3 separate regions of the Homo sapiens genome follow, and regions 2 and 3 are each linked to region 1. The links are chromatin contacts, found by Hi-C or POLR2A ChIA-PET in ENCODE. All regions are on one chromosome and are shown on one strand. Each heading gives the region's core, a stretch centred on a gene start or an enhancer-like site at or near the end of the contact. The rest is flanking DNA. Distances are from core to core; before and after follow the strand shown.

What was found. Hi-C counts contacts between places; a loop is a spot of excess contacts on that map. ChIA-PET counts read pairs that join two places held with the same protein, here RNA polymerase II (POLR2A). Pooled maps may share reads with other maps.
Region 2: a pooled map shows a loop between it and region 1 (2.4-fold over the local background). The contact joins the promoter of LINC01797 here to the enhancer-like site in region 1. A Hi-C loop is called at or near these places in 1 of 168 maps with a recorded cell type or tissue (sigmoid colon) and 4 of 50 pooled maps. POLR2A ChIA-PET finds 5 or more read pairs at or near these places in 1 of 52 experiments (PC-9).
Region 3: a map of adrenal gland shows a loop between it and region 1 (4-fold over the local background). The contact joins two enhancer-like sites. A Hi-C loop is called at or near these places in 13 of 168 maps with a recorded cell type or tissue (Caco-2, Calu3, HepG2 and 10 more), 2 of 37 single-sample maps with no recorded cell type and 18 of 50 pooled maps. POLR2A ChIA-PET finds 5 or more read pairs at or near these places in 1 of 52 experiments (H1).

Annotation. Positions count from the first base shown.
Region 1 is chr2:67,320,732-67,325,199 of GRCh38, reverse strand. No RefSeq gene overlaps it. Among named protein-coding and RNA genes, the nearest start is that of ETAA1, 74 kb to the left of the region's middle. Within about 2 kb of position 2,384, at least 8 of the 41 ENCODE cell types and tissues checked have a DNase peak (open chromatin) inside an H3K27ac peak, as active enhancers do; they include adrenal gland, where a contact is called at or near this core.
Region 2 is chr2:66,700,639-66,705,106 of GRCh38, reverse strand. It overlaps LINC01797 (long intergenic non-protein coding RNA 1797), which reads left to right and starts at 1,880. Exons shown (of 3, transcript NR_110265.1): 1 at 1,880-1,989.
Region 3 is chr2:67,844,088-67,848,555 of GRCh38, reverse strand. No RefSeq gene overlaps it. Among named protein-coding and RNA genes, the nearest start is that of LINC01812, 21 kb to the right of the region's middle. Within about 2 kb of position 2,060, at least 13 of the 41 ENCODE cell types and tissues checked have a DNase peak (open chromatin) inside an H3K27ac peak, as active enhancers do; they include adrenal gland, where a contact is called at or near this core.

The sequences.
Region 1 (4,468 bases), core at 1,135-3,634:
GTGAGGACGGTGGGACCATCCTGGCACACTGAGCAGCAGGGACCTCCGAGCCCTCAGATGTCATCCAGCCAGGTGTGTGGGGGCCACTCGCCATGCACAGCTTCTCTCAGCAGAGGTGAGCTAAGAGGAGGGAGAGGATAAATGTGTTATCACATGCTGCCCATTGCTTATCACACAGGGAGCCCACATCTCCAAGTCCAGTGCATTTACTTGATATGACTTACCTTAGTTCCTTTTTTACCCGGGTGGAATGCTCAGGGGGAGGAACCGAGACACATTATTTGGTTTCACTGACATAATATTGAGCAGAAAAAGACGAATTCTCCTTCCCACCTCCTTTCCTTCTCTTCTTTTCTTCTTCTTCGTCTTCCTCCTCCTTCCCTTCCCCCTTCCTTTTCTTCTTTAATAAAACATCCATTTATGTACCAGAACTTAGTGAAACTGCTGAGGTAGTCAAGCCTGTAAATTGAACCGGTCCCTTTTACCTCCAGAAAATATGAACGCATCCTTCTGCCACGGGGCTGGCACACATGGCGGGATTATGCTACCGTTAACAGGAAGGCAGGAAAGTACATTATCACTTCAGGGCTGTCATTACCAGAGGGTTTCGCTGTGAACTATAGCATTCAGGGCAAGGCAGGCAGTGGAAAAGGGGGGCTGGGTGGGCAGGGAAGAAAAAAAGAAAATGTTGTTGTTGTTTTTCTTCCCTTAACAGGCTGACCAGAATGGTGGTGATATGAAGAGTTGGGGAATTCGACTTGAATACAAAACATAACACTGCTTTCACTTAAAAAGGTGATGACAACAGCTACCTCCTTCCATTATCCTGTAGGTACATATTTGGAAAAAGACAGGCTCAGCCACACCTGATGGCTTCAGCTAATCAATTCATGTTCATCTTAAATCTGTCAAGACAAGATCACCTATTTAGTGTTAAGCTTAAAGGGATATATTTTGTGCCAGTGAAATCTCAAAGAGATCAGTTCACTACACATTTTTTTTTTCTTGCTCCTCATAGAACAAACCCATTTTAAGATTATTTTTCCTCCTTGGTATAAATTTTAAAATTTATTTTAAACAAATCACTTATTTAATATCATAAATTACAGCAATAAAATGACCAAGAGATGAGAGTGCGTTTGACTTTTTAGGTTAGTTCATAAAACAGTTGCAAAGTTCTATATCTAAGTAGCGTTATTGCGATCTTATAACGGCAGAACTTGGGGATAGGCAGTGGAGTGAAGTTCAGAATCTTGGGCTTTGTTTTCTTCAGTCCTTCTACAAAGTTGCTTAGCACAGATACTGAACTCTTAGAGAAGTTACAATCATTTTTAATCCGTTTCTTCACAGTCTGTTTTTTGTCTGGATTCTGTTGTACAGCATAACAGATAAGCAGATCCCTAATGAGTTCAGAGCCAGCCAGTTAGTTCCTGGATATGTTACAGGTCCTTGTTAATCCAGTTAGGTATAGCAGGTTACTCATTTTTCCCATTTCTGCCCTTCACCTTGCCCTCCACTAAGATTTCTAATTTTATTGCAGAAAGATCTACCTTTTAGCAATGAAGAAATCATTATTATTTTTAAAAAGCAATAGTGGTGAGAGTAATTCTAGGCAAAGTATTACAGAAAAAGTAAACAGCATGAGATGGTGGTTCTACGATTCCCTACAAGACCATCTGTTTTCCCAATGAAAAATCTAGTGCTTCCTCGAGTTATGTTTTAAAAGGCTTAAGCAATCATTCAGATAATCAGACTTCATTGCTATGAAATTTCATCAAACTGTACTCAATCCTTGAACTCATATCTGGGTCCATTTTGCCAATCAGATAAAACTTCCTAGGCTTTTTCCTAGAGGCATGAGTGGTTAACTTGATCTTATTGCACTGCAAAAGATTTTGTGCTACACATCATTTTTCATAAAAGCTATTTGTTGTGTTAGGAGAACTCCAGAGAGACTGCTTGTTAGAATAGATTTTGGGGGTGGGGGTGGGCCAGCGCTGGTTCTGCTATGTCACTTTGGACCAAATGAAAATTCTTAGAAATTCTTACAAATTAACCTCAGAGGACATGAGGAGGCAAAAAGGTGATACAGAGGAAATTAGTGTCTTGGTAAGTAAAGATGTTATTTCTCATGAACAGACCAATAATTATAAAAAAAAAAAAACCAAAGAAATCTATAATTTGGAAGCACTGAATTCCTTTGTCTTAAGATTGTCACTTGCTTCTTCTTTCAGTTGGCATAGGGGTTAAAGCCACCTGACTCCTTTTTTTTTTTTCCTTTGTAAAGGTCAGCCAACGCATGCCCACTCTTGTCCACATGAGCACAAACAGCCTTTGCGTTGAAAAAGCACTAGGTGGTGCCCATTTTCTTTGCTGGTGAAAGGGCTGGATTCCCCAAGGGAGTCACTCTGGGCAAGTTCACCAGGCCCTGGCCCACATAGCACAGTGCACTTCTCTCACAGATGACCAGGAGCATGGTGTCACAGTCTGTCCCTTCCCTGATGCATCCTGGGGCTTGCCTGTTTTAGGAAAGAGCTTTGATTTGGGGATACAGTGTTTTTACATGTGAGGATAGGAGTAGAGGAGGGTGGTGGCAAAAAGCTTCGAGTGTTCCCTTTGAAAATGAAAGATAAGAGGAATAAAGGCTGCAACACTGCCATCTGCATTTGTAAAAAGTCATAGTATATCTCTGCCAAGGCTCTCCTCCTGCCAGATCATCTGGACAATGCAGTGCACATGCTAATTTTATTTTTTCCCACTTTTGCCTGTAATCAAACTGTGGAAATAAGGCAAATGAAGGTTAATCTTAAATTTCAATTTGTCTCTTCACAAAAATAATTATTTGTTGAATAAAGCATGGCTAAATTGAAGATTTTGCATGCCCATGTCTCCCCCCCAATACCTACCATTTGAAGAGGTGGCTTTATACTACTGAGTTCTTTCCTTTAAAAAAAATCTTATTAGGCACGCTTAACAGATTGTTGCTTTGTGTTCAAGGAGAGCAGATAACTGGCTAAGAAGATTTTTTTTTCCAGAATAATTTTATCCAGGCGATATGCCCATCGGATCTGTTTTAGAATGTAGAACTATTTAGAAAGTTTTTGTTCTTGTAAAGATCTGGTAGCAGCAATTGAGCATAATCATGTTATTGTCATAAAAAGAAAAGAAAAGAATATAACAATTTTTTTCTAGTAGACATATGTCTTGTCTGTCTATAACCTATTCCCTGAAATTTGGCCTAGTAGAGTTAGTTTGTTCAAATATATTTATTTTGTTTTAGAGAAAGCAAGAAAATTGTTTTTTTGAATGCCAAAGAAATAGATTCTTGTAGTAAAATCTTAATCTTGTTTCACAGGTTGGTGAACCATACTCCAACAGAAAGGGGACATAAGACTGTAAGTAGTTTTAAAAAGTTGAACTAAGAGAAAAGCTTTATTATGAAACTATGAGGATTATTTCTGTGCACTGGCTGCCCCGTCATATGTCGTGGCATGTGGCGGGTTGACTGCTCATTAATTCTATTTATATCAGTATGATAATCCACCCCACTGAGTATGCATGTGTTAAAATATTCATAAATTATGTTTATTGTGACCAAATATACATTAAATGCCAAAAGAAGACCATTATTTAAAGACAAAACCAGTCAACAATCAAACAAGCAAAGCCTTTTTACTGTCAGTCCAGTACATTATGTTTTATCAAATTCACATGAATTGCTTCTCCTTCCAGTGCCCCATAAGGAATGTTTATCCTTTGTTTTTAAACTATGCAAAGAAATAGACTTCACTGAAAGGAACAGATTTGGAAAACAAAAGCTGTTACATGATCTCAGACTAATAATAACATCGGCTGGAAGAAACCATCTAGGGAAATGCACTTTTGGCTTCCAAAATTATTTGATCCCTAATATACCCTTGACTTGAATTTGATGGCATTTCATAAAATCATAGACTAAGTTAAATAAAGCAGCTAACTTTTTTTGATAAACTAGGCTGCCAATAGAATTTTAAGTTTGTACATTTTTTGTTTGAAAACAAAAAAAGGATAGTTAAGAAAATCTAGAAGGTTGAGAATTGAGACCAGTAATTAAACTATACTGCGGCAGACCGTTTTGGAACTTATTACTTCCAAATGAAGCAATCCTTAACTACTCTGTTTTGAATGATTCCAGGAAGTTGAAAAAATTGAGGTGATTATTCTTTTTACAGGCTGCTTATGCAGCAACACAGCACAGTTGAAAAGTTTGAATTCCTTGTCAAAATCCAAAGTGGTTTTAGTTAAAATATATTGCCTAACTTACCCAATTCATCATATTCTGAATTGAAGCCATGAAAACATCTAGGATTATTAATTATGAGGACCATACTTCAGATTTAACCAAAATAATGATCATTTTAAAAAGTGACCTGTATGCTGGCTTAATAGTCACTTGTAATATCCTCCAGGAAACTGTTAAAAATTTCAA
Region 2 (4,468 bases), core at 631-3,130, 620 kb after region 1:
ATTTTATATATTAATCTAAATTTGGGAGGCTCCCACTACATGTGAGGCCCTAGAACAAAAGATATTAAGTTTAAAAAAACATAGTCCCTCCCCACAGCAGTCCACAGCCTAGTGGTAGACAAATAATTACCATGCATATGATTGTTATCAACATACTAGGTTCTAAAACAGAGGAATGCATTCTAGAAGTGACTGTCTCAATTTATGCTGCCTTTAAAAAAAAAGTGTCTTTTGAACTGAGCCATGCAAGATAAATGTACTTTTGCTACATGGAAATTGAAAGGAAGGGCATTCCTGATAGAGAGAGCACAGCACAGTCAAAAGTCTGGAGAAATAAAAGAACATCATATGTATAATTTTTTGCTGCTAGAGTGGAAATTGCTTAGAGGGTCATGGTGGAAAATGACTCTGGAAAGGGCAGTTGGAGGAAAATAATGAAAGCCTTTTCCTGATTCAATAGTTCGACCTGAGGGCAATAGGGAGTCTTAAAGATTTTTAAGCAGGAAATTATCATGTTTATTATTTATTTTATTCTGTAATCCAGAGGGGCTGGATTATGGAAGGAGGAGCCTCACTGCAGAAACAGCAGCCTGAAGGCTATTTTAATAGTTCTGTCAAACATTACCAACAATCTGAACTAGACAACCTTATAAAATAAATAATATTTTAGACTCCATTTTACAGATGAAAAAAAATCAAGGCGCAGAGGAGTAAAGTAACTTGTCCAGCACTGCACAGCTGGTAAACAGGGAAGTCAGGGTTCAAACCCAGGTGGTCAGACTGTAATGCCTCCTGCACAGGTCACTTCTCTGCCAGGTTGGATAATAATCATGACAGGTGAAAAAAGGTAGGTAGTTAGAGAGCCTTAAGTTCGGACTACAGAATCGAGGGTACTCCCTCCCATTAAACATCACATGGATCACAGAGTAGAGACATGGCAGCTAGAGAATCAGTGAGTTCCGTTTCAGACATGTGGTCCAGAAGGTCTTTGAGAGACAGGCCCAGATGCCAGAGAGCTATTGAAAATGCCAAGGCTAGGCTCAGGAGAGTAGGGGCGGGAGAAAATCAACTGGCCATGGAAGATCACCACTACATAGACACCCTCCCACCCAAGACACTCATCCTGAAGATGCAGAACCTGAGGCTATGGAGAGGCAGCTCAGAAGACAGCCCTCTGCAGCCAAAACCACTTTCAAATTCTGGGCTTCCATGTGTGTTCTGGATTAAGTTTCTTTACTTTTCAAATCGGAGGGTTTTTTTCATTTATAAGATTGAGACTATAGAGTAGTACATCACTTACCACTTGTAAAGACAAAAATTAATATATATCTTAAGTTCCTAGTACATTGCTTACCAAAAGTAAGTGCTTGATAAACGATACATAATGATTATTATCATTATTGTTATCATTTCAGAGATTTGTCAAAAATGAGGCTCTAGTGTAGGTGTAACACACTGGGCTCCCAGCCCAATTACTTTCTTGGCAATTTTTTTCCATAAAATGTTCTTAATTACCTGGAATTATCACTAACTTTTCAACCGAGGAAAAGAAAAAAAGAAGCCCCTTTTGAGGAACATGAATTAGCATTTTTTAAAAATCTATTCTCTATTAGCCAAAAAGAATAACCTAGAGAAATCAGATTACAATTAGATATACATGTATACAATAAAATACAAAACATTGCTCGGAAACAAATCGAGTGACACATTTTCCTGGAGTCTGAAATGACCCAGACGAATCTGTGGTGTGACTCATTGCATCTAAAGAAGAATCAGGCAGTGATTCTGTCAAGTGTGATAGAAAGGACCTTCTCAGCCATGGTCATCTTGCCCAGGATTTTCCATGGTGACATTATCTGTGGTCACAATGGGTACATCCCCCAAGAAGGGTGGTCTTCCAGGAGTCACTGAAAATTTCAAGAAGTGAAAATCCAACAGAAAATATTTGAACCCAGGAATAAAATAGAAGCCTGGAAGACTGAAGGATATGTAAGCATTTATTTGTCACTTTGTCATTCCTCCTTTAGAGGTATTTTTCTTGGGGATTCAATGTGGTCAGTAAGAATACAGTTATACAGTCAAAAACTTTGGGACTGAAAAATTACAGTAGAGAAGACTTTCTAGTAAAATGACTTCAGTTCATATCACTGATATACACACACACACACAGGTCAAAACACAAACACACTTAAGAAAAAAAGACATTGGAAATAAATTAAATTTATTGTTTAACTTGATTGCCTTTAAGATAATACATTTGGTAAGGATGTGAATATAAGCAACGTGGAAAAAATAAAATAAACGAAGAGGAAGCAGTGCCAATCTCATCCATTAGAAATAAGGGGAGATGTTTCAAGGCAAAATTCCTCCTTCTGCACTAAGGATTCTTGGTCTTTTGAGTTCAGTTCTCTGAACAGGGCTGCAGAGCCTCAGACTCCGCTAGTTCTCCCTCCTTTCAAGCCCCTATCTCTGCCCCTGCTTATCTGAATATATAGGCCTGCCCTTTGCTCAGATTTATGGGTCCAGCAAGGGCTGTGTGTATTTACTGTGTTCTGACCTGAAGACCCCAGGCTGAAGGAGAAGAGGAGGAAACTGGGACCCATTCCATAAACAGAGACAGATCTGAGGGGGAGGTAAAAGGCTTTGCTAGCACTTAACATTTTTAACTATTTGGCCAAAGCTTACGAATTACCGATTAGATTAGAGTACAAGAAAAACGAAAGACGTCGGTGGAGATATGGAGAGAGTAAATTGTATATTTTTGCTCTAGGCTAGTTGCTTGGAGGCTCTGGGTTTGGGGGTGGGGGTGTGGTTAAATTTAATATGAAAGGTCAGAAAGAAAATTGATAAGTCAGTTACAGAGGGAGTTATAAAATGCTTTGGGAAGACAAAAATGAGGATATAAACAACATTTAATAAGTTGGAAAATTTCTCCAACCACAAGTTAAGCTCCTTGTGTGAAGCAAGATTCGTTGCATTTTTTAAACTGTAATTGGTTATAGAAGAAAAATCCCCTGCTCTATGTTTAAATGAGAACACATTGCCATAGACGACCAAAAGCCAATAATTAAGGGTTTAAATATTTTTCTTAGAGCCTGGTGACCCACTTGAAAGCATCTGTTTTCAAACAGGGCTGCTTTGTAAATGGGCCACCAGTATGTAAAGCAACTGGTCCATCTGTAAGGTGCATGCACCAGTTCAAATGGGAAATAAAAAGCACTTACATCTTGAGCAGTGCTTAGCACCCCAAAATGAATCCGTCTTCCTCAGGGCCATATGTTTGTGTACCAGCAAAATGTGAAAGCACCACTTTTATTTGGAGCCATTCTCAAATGATCTACTTACTGGAAAAACTTGAGTTCATGTGGGAAAACCCTTACCTACCAACTGACTACATCAGAAATAATCTAGCATCATATGTAAAGTCTACAATATTCAATAGAGAACTCAAAAACAAAGCAACTAGGATAAGACAGTAAGTGAATCCTCCACAAATCAATTTACATTACAATGGAGCAAAAACGTGTAATATACATGGCTGAGGCTGTGATTAGAAAATTTGTGAAATATCATCAAATTGCTTCTTTTTACTCATTTCAATATAAAGCAACTGTGTTCCCATGATGTCATCTGTTAAAGCTATAATGATCTACTACGGTGATGATATTGTGTGACTGGAACATTTTGTTTCAACTAAAATATGTTGTGGATAATAAAGAGTGTTATTACAGTCCATTCTAAGTGGACCTGTGTGACTTAGATTGAATTAATAATTGCATGAGAAAATACATGTGCTTCACATTGTGTGTGGCACTTTAGAAATGTTAACCTGTTTATTTATATTATTATTAAAGTCATTTGTCAGAAAATCAAAAGTAAAATTAATTCTATAACTGAACTTTTAAAAAATGTATAATACAAAAAGCATATAAATGCATTTTCTTTTCCATTTATGTGTGCTATTTTATGCAGAAAATTAAACATAAAATTCTGAGCAGTCAAGTTAAAGAAGGCATTTGATTATTACATCAGTATAAGCTGACTACGGAACAGTGGAAACTTGGGCAAAAAATGATGAATGGGAAAGAGCTATCCTAACAAGGTTGCATTTCTAAAGTAAAATGAAATATGTGACATAGTATTCTAGAAAACTAATATCTTTACTGCTATCTCTTTTGAACTTTTCCTCTAAAATAGTAAAACTTCTGCTTTGTAAATAATGCATGCTCAAAACAGATGCAACTGCATGCAGACTGTTTAGAAGAATTTTTGGAGCTATTACATCGTAGCTAAAATGCTTCCCTGTGTCATTTCTGTTGAGATCCATTTGCCAGTGAAATAATTTTTTTTTTTTTAAATGGTGTGGATCATAGCAGCAATGGGTTCAGATGTAACCGTTTCAGAGCAGAGGTCTAGCTCAGTATGCCAGAAAAAAAAAAAAGAAAAAAGAAAAGAAAAGAAAAGAAAA
Region 3 (4,468 bases), core at 811-3,310, 520 kb before region 1:
AGCCCAGATCTACAGTTCATGTGGTGGGATTGCAGCCTCTCTTTCCCAGAGCCATCATTTCTGTCTGTGGGGAGAATGATGAGGGTCTTGGGTACTACTCCAAATTTTTCTCTGTGTAGCTATTCAGCAGGAGCCCATATTTGTTCCAACTTGTGACCAAAATCCTTGTTTGCTTGAGTTTTTTTTTTCCTCTAGCAATTTCATCTGTAATCTCAAAGATGAACGTTGCAATTTGCTGGGCTAATCTAATCCACCTTTGGCTTAACAATACCCTGTACTGGAAGAGGCCTAGAGGGCACCAGGCACTTGTTGGCTCACTGTGTCTTTATATTATAGGAGCACCCTCTTGACATTTGCCTTTGGGCCTTGTAGAGTTATACCCACTTTTGACATAATTTTAAGGCTAAATTTCAGGGAGAAATTTCAGAAAGATTCCTATAATCCTTGAATTGCTGTCCCTTCAAAGAGGTAGTTAATCTTTCAGTGGTATCTTGGCACATTCCTGGGACCAAAATAAGCAGGACAGATCTGAGACAGCAGACCCAGGGAAGAGGAAAATTCTCTGCTGGTCTTCCTCTTATGGGTGGGTGGGTTTGGTGGTCGTGGGCCAGATCTGAGTATGTTTATCAAAGGCAGCTGCTGGTGCAATTTAAACTGAATTCAGAAATTAGGATGGCAACGTTGCCACCATTAGTGAGTTTTCAGTGGGTTGTCTAAATGCTATGGTAAGTTGGTGGTCTGACTATATTTAGGGCCACATATTACTCACATAATCCTATTTATCTTACATATCCCAAATTTGCTTAAAAACCGGGATTGAGTAGGTAGGTGAAGTTGTGAGAGGAGGGAAAAAGTAAATGTCTTCTGTCTAATGACCTGAAAACAAATTTGCAAGATGGTTCTGGTAGAAGGAATTTTTTCCTCTTGGAATTACTTGTAGTTAAATACACAAAGAGTATAGCCAGAAGGAAGGGGTTTGTAAAGATAAAATACATATTTCCTTTTGAAACCTTTTTTTTTTTTTTCAACATATGTGACCTTAACCCAAACCCTAGTCTTTACTTCCATTTTGCTGAGATTTAAATAAAACAAACTAAAATTTGCAGGGAAGCCTGCCATAGTGTGTGTGTATTTTTTTTTTTTTAACTTTCCCCTTTTTTCAGGAGATTCTGGTAAATGAATTGAATAAATGTACTTAAGAAAAAAATCAACTCAGCTGGCACAAATCACTAATATCATGGGCTAAAGATTTCACTATTTTTTACAAGCCTTAATAATTATATAACTGTCTAGACAGCACTGTCCAGTAGAAATATGATCTAATGTGTATGATGCATAATTTAAAATTTTCTAGCAGCCACATTAAAAAAGGTGAAATTGACTTTAATATATTTAATTTACCCCAATTTATCCCAAATACTATCATTTCAACATGTGGTCAATGTGAAAAATCAATGAGATATTTTATACATTTTTTTTTTTTTTTTTTTTTTTTTTTTTACAGAATATCCCAATTTGGACTAGCCACATTTTAAGTGGCCAATAGCCACTCGTGGCTGGTGACTCCTGTATTGGACAGAGTAAGTCTAGAGGGCAGAGATCGTATCTGATTTACTCTATTCCCTTCCCAGTTTAACAAACCAGTGCCTAAATAACTGATTATTATTATTATTTTTTAAAGGACTGATTTTTGATCATGAGTGTTTTAGAGTGCTAATGTCTCGTTAGACGTTCTGGGAATAGAGCTGGTCAACTAGAAAAAGGAAAAGTTGTTCTCCAGAGACCCAGGCTTTTTGAATAGAAGAAGAAATGTCCCTAGAAGAAATGTCAGGCTGTGGGTTCCACGTTTTCTGGAAGTTACCCCCTTGCAAACAGGCAGGTTCAAGGCATCCATTTTTTTTTCTACCCGTAGGGGGAGCTCTTGGCCCTTTACTCTTAATAAATTCCAAGTCTGGTTCTCAGAGGCCGGCAGTTTGGAGTTCTTTCACCTGGGTCTGTGGAGAGGTTGTTTTTGGCTTCAAACCAGCAGTGCTTTCGCAATCTCCACACGTTACGGCTGCTGAAATGCGAGGACACCAGCCGGGTGGCGGCTTGAGTCTTGTGATTCCCAGGCAGTCCGGCGAAATGATAAACAAAAGTCTTTTGTGCAATATTAATAAGCTTTAAGCACTCCCCAGCCGAGCCCCTTGTCATCCAAGTAAGTCATGTGTATCAAAAGCCCTTATATGTGAAAGTTTGTTTTCATATCTGGCCAGCGTTGAATGGGAGCCCCCTTTGCCATGTTGTAAAACAAACATTTGTTTATTTTGTGAACAGTGCTGGCAGTATGATACAGGAACTGGGGGCTGAATGGAGAGACCCCTTTCCAAGGAGGCGCCTTTGAAAACCTTTTTGCTGGACCATTCCAACTGTCAACTGATCTTGAGTTCTGTTTACATTAAGACAATAACAGTGTTTCCTAAATAAATAAGTTAGGGACACCCGTGGGCCTTAATGAAACCCCATAAATGGGATGGAGGGGTGGGAGTGGGGAAGGAGTTTTTGTGCTGTGCAGAAACAATGGCCAGTTCATCTTACGGTGTCCCCAAGGCTTGTGTTTTTAAGACAGAAGGGGGCCTTTGTGTTAATTACACTGATAAAAACTCCCCTGGCAGGGCTTCCCCTGGACCGGTGGCATAAAAGATGTGACATTTCGCCCGTGTGAATGCCACACTGCCAAACAGACATTTTCTTAAGCAGAGAAGGCCAGCCCCCACCCCCTCTTCCTCACCAGTTGATCAGCTAACCTCTCCTGGTGTGTAGAGAAAATAAATAAAAACTGTAAGACTAAACCATCTGCTGCTGGGGGTGTCTGGCTTCTTTCTTAGTTGGGTTGGAGCTTCCAGGAATCCATCCATTTTGGTTTCTGAACGGTCCAAGTTGTCCTCAGGTAGGATGGACATAGAGGCAGACGGCTTGTAGTGGAGGAGGAGATGTTGCCCTGAGAGTTTGGGTTTCAGTGGGTTTTCCTGGGAAGCAGGAATTTCAGCTTGTTACTGGAAGTTACATTTCTGAGCAAAAGACGTATGCTAGGTGAAGACTGAAGGCTGAAGATGAGGAACCAGCAGGGCTCACTGCTTGTAAATTAGAAAATAATTTTCTAAATACTATGGTACTGCCATACAAAGTCGCTAAAATAGAGACTGTCATACAAATATTTTCAATTATAAGGATTTCTTATTTGTTCCACAGAAACATATTTAATATACATTTAATGTTAACATTCATATAATTTCATAACTTGCTTTTTTTTAGGTTAGTATTTTTTGATGGGCATTTTCTCCAACTTGCCACCTAATTTTTATAATGATCATTTTCAGTGAATGTACAATCTTCTAAGTGGATATACCATAATTTGCTAATCTGTATCCTTATCCTTGGGTACTCAGAATGTTTAGGATTTTTCATTATCATAAAATACTACAATGAATATCTTCATACCATACATTATTTCCTTTTTGGAGAAATATTGAGATAAATCTGCAGGCTATGATTACTTACGGCTTTTTGACACATAATAGCATGGTAGTTTCCCAGAAGGATTTTAAAATAAAGTAGCTTACTTTTCAGACTATGACGGTTACCTCCTTTTATAGTGGTTTCTTCGCACTTTCACTCCCCTCTAGCCCTTCTTATTTGTTCAGGACAATCCTTTCCCGTTCATGGGCTCCCTCAAATATCTCCACACAAATATTACCTGCTCCTTCTTATAAGGCTGATTCTGGGATATATTCATATGTTAAATGCAACTTGTAGTCACCATTATAATGTTTCAATGTGTAATACATTGAATAAATTCCTAATTGCCATGGTCTAGATATGGGTAAGATACCCTTAGTTGTAGAGTAATTTCTAATTTATATACTATGTCCTCATCCTCCAATAGCTTGAAATTGTTAATGTGGTCAGTATCTTTTCAGAAGTCTGCTCAGTTCGATGGCCAGAACTTCTCAATCTGTGAGAGTAATGGCCGTGTTTGGGCACATGACTGTGACCCCACTCTCCAACCCATGTCTGATGGGACCATGTGTGGACACTTGGAACAGACTGAGCCATGTGCTGTCATAGAGATAGAGGAAGAGAGGTGGGAGAATGGGGAGGTGGAGGAGAGGAAGAGGTGGGGGGAGAGAGGAAAGGAGAGAGAAAGGGAGAGAAGGAGACAGGAGAGAGAGAAAAGGGAGAGAGGAGAGAGAAAGGGAGAAAGGCAAGAAAGAGAAAGGAAGAGAGAGAAAGAAAGGGAGAGAGGGAGGGAAAGAGAGGGAGGGAGGGAGAGAGAATGCAGCAGAAAAATTGTTTCCTGGGTTTCTAATTATTTTCCTTCCCGTAGTTTCAGTCATTCAGCCATTTCTCAAGTCTGGCTGCATATTTTTGGCTTTGAATTTGGAGAGACACCCCACCCTACAAGAATTCTTGTAATAAATCTCTCTCC